Linked DNA regions of Homo sapiens: region 1 is linked to region 2. A link is an interaction called in ENCODE POLR2A ChIA-PET data of the cell type or tissue named here. Cell type or tissue: B cell. All regions are shown on one strand.

Region 1 (8,000 bases), 360 kb after region 2:
TGAGCCACCGCACCCTGGCCTGCTAATGTGTGAGCTAGTGCAGTCTCTGTCCATATCCTCGACTCCCTCTCTGCTAGTGCTAAGTACATTGTAGGGTCCCGCGTTTTTAGCATAGCTATACCTATGAATGGGCCAAAGAATCTGAGGGCATCCTACACATTTCAAACGGTGGGAATGGAGACCTCTTTCCTCCAGCAGAATCTCCCCTCATGACCGGGGGACTACCAGATCCAGCTCTGCTAAGGGCCTCCACGGACGGAGTCGGCTACCTCTCCACTTTCAGTGACCGAAATCCATTCTTTGTTCATTCACCCTTGTGTCTACTCCGGGAAACGCGCAGCGGACACAGTCGTGTTCCCTAAGTGTTTGCTGACTTAGTCATCTGGCCCTCTCTGGAGTAGTCATTTTGTACCTTGTACTACATTCGTGCCTCTACCTCTCCGCAGTGCGCGCGGGGGCGGACTCACGTGCGCAGTCTCCCTATGCGCTGGGAGGGCGTCAGCAGGTTTACAGAAACAATGAAAGACTTAACAATTGGCGCGCGACGAGCGTCCCTTGACTGGCAGGGGCCCAGAGGACCTGAACATCACTAAGGGTCTGCCCCAGCGGCCCGGCCCTGAAGTCAAGGTTGAGACCCCCGGCCCAGACAGTCCGCGAAGCTGAGGGAGGCCGGCCTGGGGCCTGCCGCGCAATGTTACCGGGATCCGCAGGCACAGGGCGATAGTACGGACGCCGCCGCCCAGGCCGTGCCCATTGTGCGCCGCGGCCAGCTCACCGCGATCTCGGTCTAGGAGGCGGCGGGACCCCGCACTTCTTCCTTGCAACGGAGCCCCTTTGGCCTGCGGGTCGAGTTCCATAGGCGCCCGACGGGCTCCGCGCGCTTACAGGACTACAACTCCCGTGATGCCGCGCGCGCCGACCGCTGATTGGCTGTGCAGCGGACGGACTCGCGGGGGGGGGGGGCCGCACGCCGTGCACGTGCGCACGGCGACGGCCGGATGGCTGCGTGGGGCTGTGTGGCTGCGCTCGGCGCGGCGCGTGGGCTTTGCTGGCGGGCGGCGCGCGCGGCTGCGGGGCTCCAGGGCCGCCCCGCCCGCAGGTGCTATGCTGTGGGCCCCGCTCAGGTGAGGACGTCCGGGTTCTGGCCGAGCCACTCGCCACTCAGGGCCGGAGGCGGGGCGGGGAGCCGCGGGGAAGGAGGGGCGGCCGGGCTGGTATCCCAGCCTCCTGGGAACTGCCTGGACCGTCGTCGCGCCCGAGTGCATCGCGTTCTTGCTGGAGGGCGGATGCGCCCTGCCTTCCTCTGACTCGCTGGCGGCCTCGGAAACGCTACTCCCGCGGGAGAGCGCTCGTGGGACGGCCTGGGCCAGGCTGCTTGTCAGCCCCTGCGCTTCCCGGCAGTTTCCGCGTCCCTGTTTTCCCTGCGCGTCTTCTGATTTCCACCATGAGGACGTTTGGGTCGTGATTTTCATCTGCATGTGGAGGAAACTGGGCCGCGCGCCGGGAGCCGCGCCTGCGGGTGCTCCGCCCCCAAGTGCCTGTGGGTTTGGTGCGGGCCTTGGGTTCAGTTCAGCTCGCTGTGACCTCGACTGAGCGCTGGAGGCTCCGCGGGCGGGAGCAGGAGGGCTGGAGCCGGCGCCTGCTGTGTGCCCGGCGCGGTAGTGATGTGTGAGCCTCCCCGCAACTTCTGAGAAGGTGTGACCTTGTGTGGTCAGGAAGCCGAAGCTTGACGAGTTTTCAAGTACGTTTTCTCAGGTCCTGCAGCTGGGAGACGGCACAGGACACTAAACCAGGTTGGTCAGATCCACGGCTCTCACGCTCCCTTGGGCCGTTTTGCCTTTTCTGGAAAAAGGAATCACTTTGTCTTCTAAACGCACAAGTAATATTTTACATTAACATACGGATTTCACAGTAATCCTTGCATTTTTTTTTTTTAGACGGCATCTCTGTCACCAGGTTGGAGTGCAGTGGCGCAATCTCTGCTCACTGCAACCTCCGCCTCCCGGGTTCAAGCGATTCTTCTGTCTCAGCCTCCCGAGTAGCTGGGATTACAGGCACCCGCCACCACATCCGGCTAATTTTTGTATTTTTAGTAGAGACAGGGTTTCACCATGTTGGCCAGGCTGGTCTCGAACTTTTGACCTCAGATGATCCTCACATCTTGGCCTCCCAGAGTGGTGAGATTACAGGCATGAGCCAGTGCACCCGGCCAAATTACTTGCATGAAAAAAACACATAGTGCTTACTTTGTGCCAGGCACTATTCTAAGTACTTCACAGTTATTCGTATAATCTTTATAACAACTCCGAGGAAAGTACTATTATTAGTCTTCCCATTTTATAGATGGAGCAGAGGCACAGAGAGGTTAAGCAGCTTACCCAAGGGCACACAGCTGGTAAGTGGCAGAATCTGGAACTCAGGTAGTCTGGTGCCAGAGTCTAAGCTCTTAACAGCTGTATTATTTTTATGATTTTTAAATATGGAGCAGCTAAGGTTCAAAGCAGCTGAGTGACTTGGCCAGTGTCACATAGCTAGACGTGACCAAGGTGGAAGTTTGAAATTAGAATATGTTGATAAAAGGACTTACAAACTGTCAGGATATAAATATAAGGAAATATCGCCCTTATTTATAACTGTTGTATTGGCTCTAGCATCTCTGCAGAGTCCCGAAATGTCTCCAAGTGACTCTTCCGGTAGAGCAGAAAAAGAAGAATGCAGGATGACAGAGTTTGAGCACGAGCTTTAGAATTGAATCCTGTGCAGTCTGTTAGCGGCTTCACTTAAGGCAATTTACATAGCTTTCCAAGCTCAGTTTCCCCATCTATGTAATGGATCTATTACTTGTAATCCCAGCTACTCGGGAGGCTGAGGCAGGAGAAGCCCTTGAACCTGGGAGGGAGGTTGCGGTGAGCGGAGATCGGGCCATTGCACTCCAGCCCGGGCAACAGATCCTGACTCTTATCAAAAAAAAAAAAAAAGAAAATTAACCTTAGTTTAACTTTCTTGCTTTACCAAGTTTTTAATTTTTAAAATTTTTTACTCTTTTGTAATAGCACTTAGTTTAAAACACAACACATTGTACAGCTGTACTAAATATATCTTCATTTATATCATTGTTCCATAGCTTTTTTCTTTTGTGTGTGTGTGTGTGTGTGTGTGTGTGTATGTGTGTGAGACGGTGTCTAGCTCTGTTGCCCGGGCTGGAGTGCAGTGGCGCCATCTCGGTCCACTGCAACCTCTGCCTCCCAGGTTCAAGTGATTCGCCTGCCTCAGCCTCCCAAGTACGTGGGATTACAGGCGCCTGCCACCACGCCCAGCTAATTTTTGTATTTTTAGTAGAGACGGGGTTTCACTGTGTTGGCCAGGCTGGTCTCGAACTCCTGACCTCATGATCCGCCTGCCTTGGTTTCCCAAAGTATTGGGATTAGAAGCATGAGCCACCGTGCCCAGCCAGCTTTTTTTTTTTTTTTGAGACGGAGTCTCGCTCGCTCTGTTGCCCAGGCTGGAGTGGAGTGGCGTGGTCTCGGCTCACTGCAAGCTCTGCCTCCTGGGTTCACATCATTCTCCTGCCTCAGCCTCCGGAGTAACTGGGAGTATAGGTGCCTGCCACCACGCCTGGCTAATTTTTTGGATTTTTAGTAGAGATGGGGTTTCACTGTGTTAGCCAAGATGGTCTCGATCTCCTAACCTCGTGATCTGCCCTCCTTGGCCTTGCAACATGCTGGGATTACAGGCAGCTTTTTTCTATTAAAAAAAATTACAGGTGTGCACCACCACGCCCGGCTAATTTTTTGTATCTTTGGTAGAGATGGGGTTTCACCATGTTGGCCAGACTGGTCTCGAACTCCTGACCTCATGATACGCCCGCCTTGGCCTCCCAGAGTGCTGGGATTACAGGCGTGAGCCACAGTGCCCTACCTTAAAAAAAATTTTTTTTTTTAACTTTTGTTAAAAATGAAGACACAAACACCTACTAGCCCAGGCCTACATAAGGTCGGGTCAGGTAATTGATATCACTGTCTTCTGCCTTCACACCATGTCCCATTAGAAGGTCTTTAGGGGGCAGTCATATGCATGGAACTGTCATCTGCGATAACAGTGCTTTCTTCTGGATATCTTCTGAAGGACCTCTCTGAGGCTCTTGAGGTGTCACTCTTATCAGAAATATGTCCATTGTGGTTTGCTTGGTTTCTTTTTTTTTGTCATAGGTTTGCTTGTAAACAGATAATGTACCATAAACATTCTTCTCTAGTAATGAAAACCTTTTGGCGTTGGAGTTCATGTTTCAGACTTTTTAAGGAACTTGAGGTCTGTAAAAGCTGCTGAACCCTTCACTGTGAATTTTCTTGGATGTTCTTTTCTTTCTGTGGCTACCTTTTCTCTTGCCTCTTCTTCAGCTATGAGTTCCTGTTCCATTATAATCTTAAGGGACCATTGTATATGCAGTGTGTCATTGACTGAAACATCGTTATGGTGCGTGACTGTATTACCATCTTGCATTAGTGTGGTACATTTGTTATAATTGATGTACACCTTCACTTTTTATGGTACTGGGTGCCTGGTTCTCTGTGTACATCCTGAAGGTTGGGGAGGGGTTGGAGTGATGGGTGAGGGAGCCTTATGGATATTGCTCAATTTTCCTGAAAACTTTGCTGTTCTAAGTAGCAGGGGCTATGGATTCTTATTTTTAAGAAAGCAGATCTTGGGCCGGGCGCGGTGGGTCATGCCTGTAATCCCAGCACTTTGGGAGGCCGCGACGGGCGGATCACGAGGTCAGGAGTTTGAGACCAGCCTGGCCAATATGGTGAAACCCCGTCTCTACTAAAAATATAAAAAATAAGCCAGGTGTGTTGGCGCGCGTCTGTAGTCCCAGCTACTTGGGAGGCTGAGGCAGGAGAATCACTTGAACCCAGGAGGCAGAGGTTGTAGTGAGTCGAGATTGCACCACTGCACTCCAGCCTGGGTGACAGTGAGACTCCGTCTCAAAAAAAACCAACCAAACAAAAAAAAAAAAAAAAGGAAAGCAAATCTTGTGACTGTTTAGGCAATGACCGTTAAAACTATGTATGGTAAATTTTGCAACCATTGTACAAATGAGCTGTTTTTTAACTATGTAAGTTTTCAAAAATTCAAAAATGGGGAATAATATGAACCCCTGTGCCCATCTCCCAGATTGAGCAATGATTAACATTTTTCAACACCTGCTTTGCTTATCTCCCTCCTCCTTTTTTTGTGGCTCTAAGATTTTAAAGTAAATCTCTGATTTCTTGTCATTTCAAACCTAAATTCTTCTGTGTGTACCTCTAAGAAAAATAAGGACATTCTGGCTGGGTGCCATGGCTCACACCTGTAATCTGAGCACTTTGGGAGTTGGAAGGATTACTTGAGCCCAGGAGTTCCAGACCAGCCTGGGCAACATAGGGAGACCCTGTCTCTACAAAAGAAAAAAAAAAAAAAATTAGCCAGGCATGTGGTGGCACATACTTGTAGTCCCAGCTACTTGGGAAGCTGAAGCAGGAGGATCCTTTGAGCTCAGGAGGTTGAGGTTGCAGTGAGCTGAGATGACACTAGTGCACCCAGCCTTGGTGACAGAGTGCGACCCTGTCTTGTCTCAACCAAAAAAAAAAAAAAAAGAAAATAAGGACATTCTGAACATAACCACGATGCCAGTATCATACCTAACAACATTAGTAATTCCTTAATATCACTTAAAATCTAGGCCTTTTAAAAATTTATTTATTTATTTTTTGTTTTTATTTATTTATTTTTTGAGATGGAGTTTCCCTCTTGTTGCCCAGGCTGGAGTGCAACGATGTGATCTTGGCTTACTGCAAACACCATCTCCCGAGTTCAAGCAATTCTGCCTCAGCCTTCCGAGTAGCTGGGATTACAGGCATGTGCCACCACGCCCAGCTAATTTTGTATTTTTAATAGAGACAGGGTTTCTCCGTGTTGGTCAGGCTGGTCTCGAACTCCCAACCTCAGGCGATCTGCCCACCTCGGCCTGCCAAAGTGCTGGGATTACAGGCGTGAGCTACTGTGCCCAGCCAAGTTTCTTAAAGAAACACTGTTTCTTAAAAAAATTGTTGGCTGGGCGCGGTGGCTCACGCCTGTAATCCCAGCACTTTGGGAGGCCGAGGTGGGCAGATTGCCTGAGGTTGGGAGTTGGAGACCAGCTTTGAGACAAGACTAACCTGGGGAAACCGCATCTCTGCCAAATACAAAAATTAGGTGGGTTTGGTGGTGCGCACCTATAGTCCCAGCTACTTGGGAGGCTGAGGTGGGAGGATCGCTTGAGCCCAGGTGATGGAGGTTGCGGTGAGCCAAGATCACGCCACAAAAAAGTGTTGGAATCACCCAGTCCTTAAGGGACTTACTTTCTAAGAGCCACTCTTTTCCTTCAGAAAGGGATAGGGTGGTCGGGAAGTATCTATTTCTCCCTAACCATTTATCCTTTGGGTCATTCAGCATCCAGTCAGCCTTTGTCAATCACCTGTGAGTCTAAGCACTGTGTCAGGTATGGGGGTAAAGGGCAAATCACATCCCCTCCTCCCTTTAAGCCCAGGTAGTGATTCTCCTTGAGAAGAATAAGAAAATGAAATCCGAAAAGTGCTATGGTTACTTTTCCCAGGAAAAATGCTTGTAGTGTTTAAAGGGGATTTATGGCCATCCTGAAATCTATCTGTGGGCCTAGGTTAGGACCCCCATTCTAGTGAGATTTCTTGGGGAATAGGGAGGGGCTCCAGGGATCCTTGAGGGTACATGAGTGTATTGAGGAGAGAGAAGAAATGGAACTCACAGCTGGGAGCTGGCAGGAGGTGGGGGAAGCAGTCCTGGGGTCCCCTGTTTTCTCTGAGGTGCTGCCGAGTTGCCAGCTGAATTTGAGACTGAATCCTGAATCCAGCACTTGTGAACTGGGTGACCCTTGCTGAGTTCTTTTTGAGGTTGATGCCTTATTTGTCCAGTCAGGTAATTTAGTGCCTGTATATTGAACACCTTGTATAAACCGGCACATTTTGCCAGGCAAGGCCATTTGGAGATGCTGACACTTCCTCAAAGGGCTGCCAAAAAGAATACATAAAAATGCCTTTGTTACATGTCTGGCTGAGTGCTTGGGACAGTGACAGGTCTGGGTGCAACAGCATAAGCCTGTGAAGCCAAGGGTTAGAGGCACCATTTGTCCAGGCATTTCCTGTGTGGCGTGTGGGGCTTGGTCAGTTTTCTCTTGGCAGCTGTTTTTTGGTGTTCAGGTGTGATATCTTGTTGGCTCGAGTTGCTTCCTCCTGTTTTTCCAGGGTCCCTGCCCTCCTCCTGCTTGGCTCTGTAGCTGTCATTGTCCAAGCTTGGAGGGCTCATGTACAAGCTAACATGGAGGAGGAGCTGGAAGATTGCCTCTCCCGGGGGTCTTGCCTGTTCAGTGGAAAGAAGATGGGATCATTACAGCCACTCCAGTCCCTGTTTTACTGGACCCGAGACATACCTCAGCTTCCTGGACCCCACACGCTCTTGGTTTTCCTCCTTGCACTGTCTTTTGCTGGCAGGTCTTGTGTGGTCCATTATTAAGTAGTATTGTTCTTCCTGGTTCTCTGAGAGGCGAGACCTTCCAAAATTTTCATCTCCAGGACCTGTCCAGTGCTGATGTCTCCACTTGCCTGTCTCCCAGGTCCAAAGTGGGACTTAACCTTGTATCCTCCAATGACCTCTCGCTGCCCGCTCCTACTGTGCCCTTTGGTTCAGTGACTCATACCCGCATCCACCCTCCCGGGTTCCCAGACCAAAATAAAAAAGCATGGGAGTCCGTGTGGCTCCCTCTTCCCTCCACCCCTGTATCTGGATGGTTACCAAGTCATGACTGTTCTGTCTCTGATAATGCCCCCTGATCTCCATTCTTACCACCACTCTCCCAGGTAAATGCTCCATCTTCTCTGTCTTGGGTTGCATTTGGTCCCACCTGGTCTTTCAGTTAACTCCCTTCAGTCCACCCAATGCAGTCTTTTCTC
Region 2 (8,000 bases):
TATATACATATAAAATGTATACACATATAATATAATAAATGTGTATATGTATGTACATAACTGTAAATATGTGTGTGTGTATGGATATATATCCATATATATATATCTCTATATTTTGATCAATCCTGGTTATCTGTCCCTCTCCTCTTTGGACCATAAGCTCCTGAGTAGTGACTTCCAGAGCCAGGTAACATAGAAATTCAAGTGAAAAAACCTTTACACGAAGAAGTCACATACATATATAATATAGGAAGGTATTCCTTAGGTATGTTCAACAGGCTCACAGTTTAAACCATTTGACTTACGCCCCCCAAAGTAACTAATTTAAGGCTGGTACTGGCCGGGCGTGGTGGCTCACGCCTGTAATCCCAGCACTTTGGGAGGCTAAGGCGGGTGGATCACGAGGTCAGGAGATCGAGACCATCCTGGCTAACACGGTGAAACCCCATTTCTACTAAAAATACAGAGAATTAGCCGGGCGTGGTGGCGGGCGCCTGTAGTCCCAGCTACTTGGGAGGCTGAGGCAGGAGAATGGCTTGAACCTGGGAGGTGGAGCTTGCAGTGAGCCCAGATTGTGCCACTGCACTCCAGCCTGGGTGACAGAGCGAGACTCCGTCTCAAAAAAAAAAAAAAAAGGTTGGTAGTGCAGCAAATTATAAACAGCTTTTATTGTATGCTTAAAAATCTCATCACATGTTCACACGCTTAAATCTGGGTATCAGAATTTAAACAATTCTTGAAATGTATGAATGTCTCAATATACTGATCACAAAGTATCTTAAATATAATGCTCAATATGCAATAAATGCATAGAGGAAAAGCCTGAAGCAAATACGTAAAAACGTAAATAGTAATGATTCCTGAGTTGTGGGATTACCAGGTCTTTTACAGTTTTCTACATGTAGTCTCCACATTTTCTATAAAGACATGGTGGGCAGGTGGGAGCCTGCACCGGCCACGCCCAGCTGTGGCTCCTGCCCTTGCGGATGCCATCTGTCCCCCTAGTTATTGCTCCACCTGTCTCAGACCACTTTCTCCACAATCTGCCCCCTCCTCCAGCACGGCCCTGCACTTGTAAACACCTCCTGCTTAGCTGAATATGTCTGCCTCACATTTCTCTGGGCCTTTTTTCTTTCATCAGCATGGGTTACCATTTTACCATTTTAGCAGTTTCCCATCTGATGTGAATTCTCAACAATTACAATTTTACCTAAATGACATTACACACATATGAGAAAAAAAAAATCTATGTTGTGAACAACAAATCTGCTTTTCTTTTTTTTTTTTTTTGAGACGGAGTCTTGCTCTGTCGCCCAGGCTGGAGTGCAGTGGTGCGATCTTGGCTCACTGCAAACTCTGCCTCCCGGGTTCACGCCATTCTCCTCCCAAGTAGCTGGGACTACAGGCGCCCACCACCACGCCCAGCTAATTTTTTGTATTTTTAGTAGAGACGGGGTTTCATCGTGTTAGCCAGGATGGTCTCGATCTCCTGACCTTGTGATCTGCCCAACTCGGCCTCCCAAAGTGCTGGGATTACAGGCGTGAGCCACCGCGCCTGGCCCACAAGTCTGTTTTAAAATTCCTCTGCTGATTTTCAGCACTAGGCTGATGCAAGGTAAAGCAAGTCTTGATGAAAACACCACTAAAAAACAGGACTCACTTTTTGTAGTGTTTTAACTATTAAAGAACCAGTACAACCAAATGAATGACAACTGGCCAAGCAAAAATAAACCTGCACAGTTACAAAAATGTGATACTGTCTTAGGCTGCAATTTTTTTCTTTAAAAGGTGGGGTCAGTTGCAAATGGTAGAGATGTTGGTGTAGGAATGCTTTACAGATAAGAGTCCTGCTAGAATCAAGGGGGTTTTTAATGAGAAGCTAATGAGAAACAACACTTTAAAATCCAGTCAAGGACGATTCAACAGAACCCCTGGTTTAAGCAATGCCCAACATGCTGTGCCCTTACACGCTCCCCTCTCTGAGGGCAGGTATCAGACTTGCTGGCACCCTTGCTCCCGTTAGCAGCACATTTGAGACGAACACCCAACAAACAGCTCCCTAGCAACAGCAATGACCAAAGTGTCCGGACAAAAATAACCACTGCATCCCGAATCCCTGAGTTCAGCGAGACAGTCTCCCCTCACTGATATTTTCCCCAAGAAGTCACAACTCAAAGTCTTTTATCAGGCAATAAGTTTGGACTGCTGAGTGACCAATAGAGGCCAGAAACCCTGCCTCCATGCTTAAAAAGTCATGTCACCACTAAGGGTTTCTCCAGGATATCGGGGACCACAACAGATAGTTTACAGTCTCTGTAATACTGTGGTTTCTTTTTGTTCGAACTGAAGAGTAGAATAAAAGAAAGCTCAAACACTGCCAAGAATAAAAGAAGAAATTTTAGTGTTTGATGCCAAAGTTTTGCTTGGAGCAATGAAGGACGTTTCAGTCTATTCAGCCTGCTATGCAGTCTGAAGTGTTAAGTTATGGCATCTAGGAATACTCAGAGCAGTGAACAGTAAACAGAAAAGGGAGCTTGCAAGGAGGTGTGAACTGTCAAGGTAATAAAGACAGCAGAGAGAGCCCAACAAGGCCAGGCTAGAAAACCATTTGAGAACATGGCTGAATACCAGGGACCAAAGGCCACTCTGAAATTAGTGACTGCTAGGAGGAAGAGGATACTGGAGAAGGGAGGTCAATCATGAATAGAATTGTCAACCCCCAGGTAATTAAACATCGGGCAAGACACATCTCTGAGTTAAAAAGAGACAGATGTGAAATCAAAATATACTGAAGTAAATACAAATTTATAAATTAGCTTTCCCTTTTCAGGGCTCAAGGTAGAATGTGTTTAGTTACTGACAAGATCTCTGTAATAGAACATCGTGTCGTCACTCAAATTTAAGATCCATGAAAATGTTACTGAAAGGCAAAAGGAAGGCTCCGTAACGTAACAATTCAAAGACATGGTCCAGAGTAAAACTACTGTCCCTTAACTCAAAACTCTCTACGATCACTGAACTGTTTAAATATTCGATGAAAGAGTGCCCAAAGGATAAACGGTTAAAAAGTGTTGTCCCTTCCTACAGTGTGATGTGATGTGATAAAGTAATTTAACTATTTTTTTTCAGAGGTGGGGTCTTGCTATGTTGCCCAGGCTGGTCTCAAACTCCTAGGCTCAAGTAAATCTCCTGCTTCAGGCTCCTGAGCTACACTACAGAATGAAAATGCCGAAACACAGTCAGCTCCAGAATGCTCCTTGGACAACTCTTTTAATTAGTGGTTGCACCAAATATTCTTTCTTCACCTAACATTATATCTCAAACTCCCACATGATGCCCTCTCTCTTTCATGTGACCTAAACATTTCCCTGCCCTCCCATTTATGTTGTTTTGCTTTGTGTCTTAGAAGAAATGTGATTATCTACCCTCCATGGCGAGGTCTTGACACCTAAGAATTTCATCTCCCCACAGATCAGCCAGATCCACGCTCTCTCATTCCTGGACCCTTTTCAGGTCCATGCTACATCTCCAATTAGAAACAAAACAACAAACTTGCCACAAACTCTCAGGTTTTCTTTTCTTTCTTTCTTTTTTTTTTTTTTTTTCTGAGACAGAGTGAAACTCTGAAGTTGCCCAGGCTGGAGTGCAGTGGTGCGATCGTAGCTCACTGCAACCTCCGCCTTCTGGGTTCAAGCAATTCTCCTGCTTCAGCCTCCCGAGTAGCTGGGATTACAGGTGCCCGCCACCACACCCAGCTAATTTTTGTATTTTTAGTAGAGATGGGGTTTTGCCATGTTGGCCAGGCTGGTCTTGAACTCGTGAGTACAAGAAATCCACCTGCCTTGGCCTCTTAAAGTGCTCGGATTACAGGCATGAGCTACCTGTGCTTGGCTCTAATATATACTGTTTTTTGACCATATATATTTATATCATTTTATATAAATTTATATAATTTCCTGTCTCTGTGCTTTTGTTTCTACTACTCCTGTAGTGTGGGATGCCTTCTGCCCCACCTCTCCCACCCTCTTTGCTCCCCTTCCATCAATCCCAGCCATCTCAGGATTCAGGTCAAATATGGCTCTGCCTACTCAAATTCTCCTTCCGTTGCCCAGCTCTACATCCTCCCATCTTTGCATTTGTGAACTGCTCCTATACATGCACCTATTGCAGTACGTATTCTTATTAAATGTGGACATGCCTACCATCCCAGGAGATTGTCAGAACCAGAGTGTGGCCTCACGTCTTCTAATTCTTTCTCTTTCTAGAAATGTATCTTAAGCATAAGATTGCTAAATAAACATTTGGGGTTTAGGAAAAAAAATGAAGGAAAATAAAAAGGCAGGAATGGAAGTACATGAAAAGGATCCGTCTCTTTCATCAGGAAAGCTCCTCCTCGCTACTCTCACCCACACTCACCTCTTGCTTGACGGGTTTGATGGACAGGTGGTCAGACATCCACCTAGGATGCAACTCTGCCTTTGTGCGCTGTGGACGTTTTCCCTATAGTTAGAAGTGAAGAAGAGAAAGGAAAAGATAGATTAGGGTGTTCTCAACTACTGATGCTGCTGCTGCTGCTGCCGCCAGTAAAAAAGTGGCCAATGAGGCACACAGGTTAGGGCCAAAGGCTTCCTTAGGACAATCAGGAACCACTGCTCAGCTGTGTAGGGACAGAAGCCAGTTTATTCTCTTGAAAAAATAAAAACAAAAACTTGGAGACAAACAAGTGTCTTTTATAATATGTATCACTGGCAAAAAACTCCCTTAACAGTTTAAACAGTAAAAAAAAAAAAAAAATTATCTTCCCAAATTACAAAGGGAAAGCCATGCTTTATCACCTTCAGCTGAAGGGGCGGCTCTGGGAGGGGGCATCAGGAGCAGCCGGAGGTGGGCCGCCGGGCAAAGGCAGCACAGTGGCAGCAGTGAGAAGTGAGAGCAGTTGCCCAGGAGGGGAAGCCAGGGAGAGAGCAGGGGTGGGAAAAGGGCTCAGCGAGCAGAATGCGGTGAGTGCCAAGGAAATGCACCAGGCTGGAAAGCAGTCCTTATAGGAAATTTCAAAGAAAGAGCATGGAGAACTACTTGTATCTAGGTTACTACTTTTGAAGGCCAAGGTTTATTAGCACATGTAAGTTTTGCAATTTGTGAGGAATGAGCCCCATGGCATCACCAACTGTAACCTACTACTAAAAGGTAACAAGCAAAGGCCTTCCCTTAAGATAACATAACTTCCGTGACTTCCGCATCAAAAATCTGCATTCTCCAGGGTCAGTTCTGGCACCACTTAATCCATTAGGTAAGGAATTATAGGATAGAAAATGACAAGAAGGGGTGGTTTATACAACTTAAACATACCGCAAAGCCACGGGGGTACATTTAGTGAGTCAGCAACTTTAGAAAGCTTTTCTGTTTCGGGCTGGGTGGGGTGGCTCACGCCTGTAATCCCAGCACTTTGGGAGGCCGAGGTGAGCGGATCACGAAGTCAGGAGATCAAGACCATCCTGACCAACATGGTGAAACCCCATCTCTACTAAACACACACACAAAAAATTAGCCAGGCATGGTGGTGCGTGCCTGTAGTCCCAGCTACTCAGGAGGCTGAGACAGGAGAATTGCTTGAACCTGGCAGGCGGAGCTTGCAGTGAGCCGACATCATGCCACTGCACTCCAGCCTGGGCGACAGAGCGAGACTCCATCTCAAAAAAAGAAAGAAAGAAAAAGAGAATGACTAGTGCCTAATGCAAATGCAAGCCCAATTATCAAACGCTGTCATGACCTTCTTTAAGTACTTGTCCCGAAAAACCTAGCCCAGCAGTTTCCTGAAATATACCTATAAGCTCTTTTTTTTTTTCATAGGTTCTTGTTCTGTCGCCGAGGATGGAGTGCAGTGGTGCAATCATAACTCACTGCAGCCTCAAACTACTGGCCTCAAACAATCGTACCACCTTGGACTCCCAAAGCACTGAGATAGCGATTATTTTATAAGCCTCAAGACTCTAACAAGATCTCTTCAACTTTAAGTACAGTAAAAACTTATCAGGGAACTGCCTTCCAAAGGGATTATGCCAGTTTACCATGATAGTTGCAAAAATGACAATGCCAGCTTCACTTCAACCCTGCCAAATCAGATAAAAGCTACGAATGAGAAAAATGCTATTCTTGATACAGAACGTGAATGTTTCCCTACGCACTTTCCCATCGCCGCATCTGTAAACCATCTATACCCTTAGTCAATTTATTTGTTGAGAAATTAAAGTTTATAAAGCTGTATATTCTGTAACATGAGCAACAAGCTCTACCAGTATCTACATCGCCTTTTATTTAAACAAACAAAAAAAAGGTTTAAGTAAACTTTTATATGGCCATCACAGCAGGACTTACCTTCTGTTAATTATTTCAAAGTTTAGAGGACGATCATATAATACCTCAACAAAGATGTATCAAATCTTCTGATGGCGGACAGAGAAGGATTAACGTCATCCATTATTGCCTTTATGTTACTATAAAATGTGGGTTTAGTTTTCTATCAAGGTTTCTCATCAATTATCCACTACCATAAACAATGGGAGAGGACCGAGTAGTGTCTTTTGATTGCCAAATACTATGCTCTGTACATTGACATGGGTTCTTTGTAATTAAACAAAAACTTCTGTCAAGTGATAGCATTTCATTTTACTAATAAGAAAACTGAAATGGACCCCACTTCTACAAAAAATTAAAAAATTAACTGGGCGTGGTGGTGTGTGCCTATAGTCCAGGTACTCAGGAGGCTGAGGGAGGAGAATCGTTTGAGCCCAGGAATTCAAGGTTACAATGAGCTATGATCACGCTACTGCACTCCAGCCTGGGTAACAGAGTAAGGTCCCTGTCTCTGTTTAAAAAAAAAAAAAAGAAAAGAAACAAGGTGAAATGGAATGGTATCAAGAAACTTATCCAAGGGACAGGACAGGGGAGTGTCATAATTTAAGCAGGTTTGAAAGAAAAGCTCCTGACTCTTCCACATACCACATTAACCCCTCTTCCACTGCCCCGTTTCTTGTGCCTCCATTACACACTGCATTTTCTTTTCTTTTTTTTTCTCCATCTGTCGCCCAGGCTGGAGTGCAGTGGTGCGATCTCATCTCACTGCAACCTCTGCCTCCTGAGTTCAAGCAATGCTTCTGCCTCAGCTTCCTGAGTGGCTGGAATTACAGGCACCCATCACCATGCCTGACTAATTTGTGCATTTTTAGTAGAGATGGGGTTTTGCCATGTTGGCCAGGCTGGTCTTGAACTCTAGACCTCAGGTGATCCACCCGCCTCGGCCTCCCAAAGTGCTGGGATTACAGGCATGAGCCACCACGTCCCTGGCCCCAGGTCAACATTTTTAAATGTTGCATCTTACTATTCTTTATTGTGTTACACTGGATAAGACTGCAAAACAGTATTACCAGTAAGATAGTCTCAAACATTACTCTTTTGGTAACAAGACAGCTTTTACTTCTCGCTATTAACAATCTGACACGCAGTCATGTGTTATACTTAACAATGAGGATATATTTTGAGAAACCACATTCTTAGGTGATTTTGTTATGTTTTCAACAATATAGAATTCAGGGACTAGATGGCATAGCCTACTACACAGCTAGGCTATGGGGTACAGCCTGAGGGTCCTAGATGGTATAGCCTACTACAACCCTAGACGATGTAGTGTGCTACACACCTAGGTTATGGGGTATAGCCTATTACTCCTAGATGGTGTAGTCTACTATATACAACCCTAGATGGTAGGGCCGACTACACACCCAGACTACAGGATATATAGCCTATTGCTCCTAGGTGGTGTAGCCTACTACTTACAATCCCAGACACACAATGGTAAAGTATTTGTGTATCTAAACATACATAAATAGAAAAGGTGCAGTAAAAATACAGTATAAAAGATTTAAGAACTGACACACCGAGATAGGGCACTTATCATGAATGGAGCTTGCAGGACTGGCAGTTGCTCTGCTGAGTCCGTGACT

What was found. ChIA-PET counts read pairs that join two places held together with the same protein. Peaks named below come from ENCODE experiments on the same cell type or tissue, not always from the same donor. Only the 100,000 strongest peaks of a DNase experiment are listed, where the experiment ranks them.
Region 1: POLR2A ChIA-PET joins it to region 2 with 5 read pairs; 4 of 35 experiments call an interaction of 5 or more read pairs at or near these places.

What each region holds. Positions count from the first base shown.
Region 1 is chr22:17,152,250-17,160,249 of GRCh38, reverse strand. It overlaps HDHD5 (haloacid dehalogenase like hydrolase domain containing 5), which reads left to right and starts at 973. Exons shown (of 8, transcript NM_033070.3): 1 at 973-1,124. The coding sequence starts at 999. HDHD5-AS1 (HDHD5 antisense RNA 1) reads right to left here and starts at 861. Exons shown (of 2, transcript NR_024483.1): 1 at 413-861. RefSeq lists a silencer at 962-1,291. In B cell, no CTCF peak of the experiment used is centred here; a DNase peak (open chromatin) is centred at 939; H3K4me3 peaks cover 1,814 bases; H3K27ac peaks cover 1,098 bases.
Region 2 is chr22:17,508,313-17,516,312 of GRCh38, reverse strand. It overlaps CECR2 (CECR2 histone acetyl-lysine reader), which reads right to left. Exons shown (of 19, transcript NM_001290047.2): 8 at 4,417-4,500. Among named protein-coding and RNA genes, the nearest start is that of SLC25A18, 51 kb to the left of the region's middle. In B cell, no CTCF peak of the experiment used is centred here; no DNase peak of the experiment used is centred here.